Regions from separate parts of the Mus musculus genome. Here region 1 is linked to region 2. Evidence: chromatin loops called from intact Hi-C (ENCODE). Cell type or tissue: heart. All regions are shown on one strand. Each heading gives the region's core, and the rest is flanking DNA. Links, peaks and the distances in the headings are about the cores only. Region 1 overlaps Prep (prolyl endopeptidase). Region 2 holds the start of Prep (prolyl endopeptidase).

Region 1 (2,905 bases), core at 117-2,616, 65 kb after region 2:
AGGAAATGGTTCTGTATTGGATTATGCGTTTCGGTGGGTCCAGGAGAACAGTGACTTCCACTGGTGCCTTAGAATAAGGGGAGGGGCCAGGTAAAGAAACCTGTTGGTTCTCCTGGACGATGTGGGACGGGGCGCCATGGCCCAGCACGGTGGGGATTTTGTTTTGCAAGCTTACTTTATGGAGTTGTTAGTGTATCAGACAGCAACTGATTTAATCTGAACGTCTTAGATCTGTCTGTTTATTGTTTAACAATGCATAGTTCATATTTGATGCTACAACTGTCAGGTCAAACCGAACTTAAGCCTAGCACCACCACCAGTGATAGTTGTTTGTGCTGTAGCTGTCTTCACCCTTACTTAGTGTATGAAGTATTTAGTAATTCAGATATCTGCATGTATTACTGAATTTGGCATTCTGTGTGATAAAGCCTCTTAGGCAGGTTTACTGCTTCCCTGAGAGTTGTGGCTTTGAGGAGTGTAGAGGCTGCCGGTGGTGAGCTCTGCTGATGCTGGGGCAGGTACACTTAAGCTCCACCTTGCTGTCTCTCAAAGCAGTGCCATCCTGTCTGCTCCGTAGCAACGTGGAAAACATCGGTGGCGTCATGGGTCTGCGCTAGCGTCTGTTCCTAACCATTTTAATAATTGGTTTTTAAAGATAGGATCAGTCTGGATGTGGTCTCAGCACTCAGACAGGAGGATCTTTTAAGTTTGAAGCTAGCCTTCATCCTTTCACAATCAAAAAAAAAAAAACAAAAAAGCCAAAATGGCTTTCAGTGTAGACACAGCTCTGAACACCTGGGGAAAGTAAATCAAAAGTGTTCATGGCTTGAAGGTCATAGGCGAGAGCACAGGAGCCCAGTCCTCTTCTGTTGCATGGCCACACATAGCGTAATGTCTCATGCCTGCTGGGGTCTGGCCATGTTATATCTATTCTTTAGCCCACCCCAGCTGAGCTGTGCACTTGAAAGAAGCATAGATCGCATCTGCTGGCATGTAAAGAGTGAGGCTGAGTTACAAGGAGGTATGAGATGTCGTTTAAATCATAGGGGAGATATGTGCCCAGCCCAAAACAACAGAACTGGTTGTGGGGGACACCGCATAGCAGCTTTCCACAAAAGATAAAACAGGAGTCAACTTGATACCTACTTGATACAGACCTGCCTGAAACCAGAGCACTGCATGCCCCCTGGTGGCCAGGTGCCTAAATCTCACCCTTAGAGCCAAGGGAAAAAATAAAGACCCATAGAAAAATTGAAGCCTTATTGATTTCTTCTTTGGCCCATTCATCCTTCAGTATTGAGGTGTTTATTCACACTGAGTCTGTGTACTTACTAGAAATGTGTTTGCTCTCGTTTTAAGTTTTATTGAATTGTGGTCAGATCGGATGCACAGAGTTACCTAAAGTTTTCTGAGTTTGAGAATTGTTTTGTGTCCCAGGGTGTGGTCTGTTTTAGAGAAGCTCCGGCACGCTGCTGAGTAGAGAGTGGAATATTCCGTAGATGCCTATTCGGTGCATTTGATGTAGGATGATAGTTTGATTCTGATGTTTCTCTACTGTGGTCCAGATGACCTGTCTGTTGGGGAAGGCGGGGTATTGAGATCACCTGCTGCTACCCAGTTGGATTTGGTCTGTGCCTTTAATCTCAGGGGTGTGCCTTTTGTGTGGAACTGGCTGCTCCAGAGTTTGGTGCACGTATGTTTACAATGGCAGTGTCTTCTTGGTTAATGGTCCCCTTAATTGGGATTAATTGTCCTTTACTTCTTCCTGTGAGTTTTGGTTTGAAGTCTGTTTCATTAGATATTACGACAGCAGCGCCCACTTGCTTCCTGGTTCCCCTTGCTTCAATCCCCTTTTCCCATCCTTTCACCATGGTTTTGAAATCAGGATCGTTGATATTAGCAAACACACACTACAAAGACAAAAGCACTGTGTGTGTGTGTGTGTGTGTGTGTGTGTATGCTCCTGCTTGTGTGGGTGTGTGCATGTACACGTATGTACATGTGGAGGGTGGGAGTTGACACATGCTTCGTTGTCAGTCATGTGGCACTTTAGTCTTGAGGCAGGGTTTCCCACTAAACCTGGACCACGCTCTCTCAGCTAGGCCAGCTGGCCAGCAGCGTGTCTCACGAATCCACTGTCCGCTGCCCTAACCCATCCCGGAGCTGGACTTACAGACACACATGGCCTTTAGGACGATGCTGGAAGTGAAAACTGCGATGCTTGTGCATATGTAGCAGGCAGTTTCAACTGAGTCATCTCCTCGTCCCGACACAAGCACTTGACAAGGATGTGCTTCTCCTACAAAGCAATAGAGTTGTGGTTGGAGGATATAGGCGCATTTGAGGTGGGAGATGAGTTCTGAAGGGTTGTCTGGGTCAGGGAGGAAGCAGGGGAAACCAGTATCCTCATGGCTGTGAAGGATGTGGACAGGATCCCTCCAGGGACAGGCCTCATGTTAGGAATGGCGTCACGACACATGAGCCTACAGGCTGATGCTGGGCCCCTGGTTTCAGACTTTCTCCATTGGTTTCTTTTCTGCATGGTATATATAACCCATTATGGGGTCTGGCGCTCAGGACAGAGCTGTGGCTTCTTAGGTTTGGGTTTGGTTTGTCAGTGTCCGTGTAGAGCTCACACATGGAGAGGGTCTCAGTCTCTAGAATGGCTGTGCTGAGAGGAGGTGGCGCCCAGAGGAGGCCTGAGTGGAGGGGAAGCTGCCTACCTGTGGAAGGAACTAAGTCAGCCCTCCCTATTGGCCCCCGCATGTGTGCTTGTCACTGTCTGTCATAGACTGAAGCAAGGAGGCCACTCCAAATTGGACATGTCGCCTCTGACAGTAAGATACTGCCAGCTATTTACTGCCTCAGCTATTGTGTGTATCAGGAAAGATAAGCTGATAAGATG
Region 2 (2,905 bases), core at 163-2,662:
ATCACAGCAACAGGGACAATGATAATAATGATAATAATAATAATGAGCTGCTGCTACACTTGTCAGTCTTTCTAGCATAAGTAGTCAAACTCAAGTTTCTCTTGCTAAAAAGGATGCCCTTGTAAACTACAAACAAACTGCATCTCTATGTGCCTTCTGAGGGGGAAGACGTCGGACAGGTAGAAATGAAATGTTAGCCTTCAGGGACTGAATCCTGGCTCTCTTTTCTTCTCCACCCCTACTATTTGTGAAACTGAGCAAAACAAAGTTCCAGTTTATCTCAACTGTAAAACTGGGACAATAACAGTTTTCAAATCAACATTTAAGGAGGCATCAACGCTTATCTGGGGATTCTCTGAGTCAAGTGTCCTTGGGATTATCTTTATGACGCACTGCACACAGAGATGGCAGGAGCTAGACCTCCTGGCAGCCCCTGGCGACTGGGTTCAGTAGTGCTAGCCTGCAACATGAGCCTTAATAGTTAGAAACCAACAGTGAGAATTCTCTTATAATGCAGACTTTTACTGATGGCCCTATCTTTCCCATGGCAAGTAGGAAGGCAAGGACACATTATACACATTGAAAATTGGGGCTACAATGCCTCTTCTGGGTGGTCTACAAAGGAGGCCCATGGATAGAGAAGTGTAGTCAGTCAGTCTTCATGATGGGTTTGAGATCAGGCAGGAGGTATCTTGTCTCTTTACAACTCAGGAACAGTGTTGCTCAAAATACAAAACCCGAAGCAGAAGGGAGGAGCCATAGGGTCAGACAAGGACCCTAGGTTACCATAAGTTCTCTCACCTCGCTCCCCATCAGTCAGTAAATCTCCAACAAGGGATCATCCATTGTCTTGGCAACACCTCTGAAGAACCTCTTCAGCCTGGAGGCCGAGCAGTCCGTGTCCATCAAGGGTTAAGGGAGGAAGCTGTACTTCCTTCACGATCACCTTGAAGCATTTCTTCTTCCATATACAGAGTGGCTGGTGGCAGGCAGGCGGACGGGCGGGTTGGGGAAAGCCGGCCTAGGTCAGGGAAGAGGCAAAGTTTTCCTTCCTGGGCGCGAAGGAGGGGAGGCGGCGTAGCGCGGGGCTGCGGGAGGCCGGTCGCCGAGCGGCGTGGCGCGGCGTCGCCAGCGTGCTCCTCCGTGCGCCCGGGCGCGGCTGGTGCTCCTGCAGAGGGAGCTGTGCGCCCGTTCCGGCGCCCGCGCGGCGACTCCGCTCCCTCTTGTCGCCGCTTGGGCCCGCCCGCCGGGGAGGGGCTCCCGGCCTTGCCGACAGCGTCTTCCTGCTTGGCGCACTGCCCCACCGTGAGTCCGCCCGTGCACGCCGGCTGTCCGCTCGCCCGCTCGCACGCCGCCCTCCGCCGCAGTCCGCGCCCAGCCTCGCCCGCACTTCCCCCCTTCAGCCCGCGCCCGGATCCGGCCATGCTGTCCTTCCAGTACCCCGACGTGTACCGCGACGAGACCTCCGTGAGTACCCCGCTCTCACCGCGCCCCCCGACCCGCGCCTCCCGCAGCTCGGTTCCCGCAGCCCCCGCTCGCCCCGCGCCGCTCCCCGGCCTTTGTTTGCGGAGCCGCCCGGGTCGCGGGGCTCCTCCCAGCCTGAACCTAGCGGGCGGCCTCGGCCCACGTGTCCACGCCCGTGGTCAACGCCGCTCGGCCCCAAGGACAGACCCCCCGGGCAGGCATGGGCATCTGGGGCCAGTGGGCAGCCAGAACGTACCCCTGTGCTTCTAAGAGGAGAAGCAGTCTGGCTTAAATATGGTGGTAGCACCAAGTGTATGCTGGTGTGTGTGCGTGGGAAAAATGATGTAAGATTTGAAAACAAAAGCAAACTTTGAGAACTTGGAATTTGCAAGTCCTTAGAGTTGAAGCTCATTCATTGCGCTTTAAGGCTGTGCTGTCCCGAATCGGGTGCCTGACGTTGGCTGCTGGGATGCAAATAAGGGAGGCAGTGTTGGGGAAGGAGCAGTGGGCCCACAGTGTGCTGGGGCCAGTCAGGTTCGCTTAAGAAAGGAAGTTAAGACGGGGTGGCCTTTTGCAAGGAAAGTTTTCCCCGCTGGGAGTTAACTGTTTACCTAAGCTGCAGGTGAACTGCAGGTAACTTGAGACCCAGGTAGTGAAATTCAGAAGTGTGTGTGTGTGTGTGTGTGTGTGTGTGTGTGTGTGTAAAAAGTAGTTTGGGACTTAAGTGGATTGAATCCAAACATTAGGACCCCAATTCCTGTAGTCACAACCTGGTTTCTCAGGTTACTTAAAATAGAATCAAAGTAAAAATATTTTTGTATAATACCATTCTATTTTTTTTCCTGTTTACTTTGATCTGGTTCATGACAGAAAATGTACTCTGAACTCAGCACATCACACATGGAGGTAAAGTCTCAGTGTTAAAGACCTTCTCCTTTTCAAGTGAACGTCCAAGTATCTGTGCTGCATTAATGGGTGACCCCTGGGAACCATGTTCTCAGTTGGTTTAACTGCTTGCTCATTGAATTCATCTTCAAGGGGACTGGTTAACTCCCAGACAACCTGAATGCTGTTGTTGGTGGCCCTCACTACCTGGGTGACATTGGGCAAGTCTTACCTGTTGTGAGTTCATGTGTGAGGCCCCCTTTTATACATGGACTATTAAGGCTGACAGGCCTTGACTTGTCATCTAGATGGCCGAGCTCTGCCGTGGGCCAGGTACAAAGATGTGAAACTGTTCCGACTCTGAGTCTTGAGTGTCTTTTCGGTTTTCAGGTTAGCATATGTACATGTATATATGTTACCAATAATATGTATTATACCTGTGTGTGTGTGTGTGTGTGTGTGTGTGTGTATAACTACCATTTTGTGGCTTTGATAAATATAGTCTTAGGATTTTCTTTTCTTTTTTGGACCCGGTAGTTGAGTGAAGGTAGTGTTG

What was found. A loop is a pair of places that touch in the nucleus more often than their neighbours do. Peaks named below come from ENCODE experiments on the same cell type or tissue, not always from the same donor. Only the 100,000 strongest peaks of a DNase experiment are listed, where the experiment ranks them.
Region 1: a loop joins it to region 2, with 2.5 times the contacts of the local background. A loop is called at or near these places in 4 of 42 quality-filtered maps.

The regions. Positions count from the first base shown.
Region 1 is chr10:45,131,398-45,134,302 of GRCm38, forward strand. The region is part of intron 10 of Prep (prolyl endopeptidase); the gene reads left to right. Among named protein-coding and RNA genes, the nearest start is that of Prep, 66 kb to the left of the region's middle. In heart, for the core only: a CTCF peak has its summit at 1,194 (motif pointing left); no DNase peak of the experiment used is centred there; H3K27ac peaks cover 181 bases.
Region 2 is chr10:45,065,909-45,068,813 of GRCm38, forward strand. Prep (prolyl endopeptidase) reads left to right here and starts at 1,308. Exons shown (of 15, transcript NM_011156.3): 1 at 1,308-1,467. The coding sequence starts at 1,423. It also overlaps 2310075K07Rik. In heart, for the core only: CTCF peaks have their summits at 427 and 1,170 (motif pointing right); a DNase peak (open chromatin) is centred at 1,193; H3K4me3 peaks cover 2,341 bases; H3K27ac peaks cover 1,855 bases.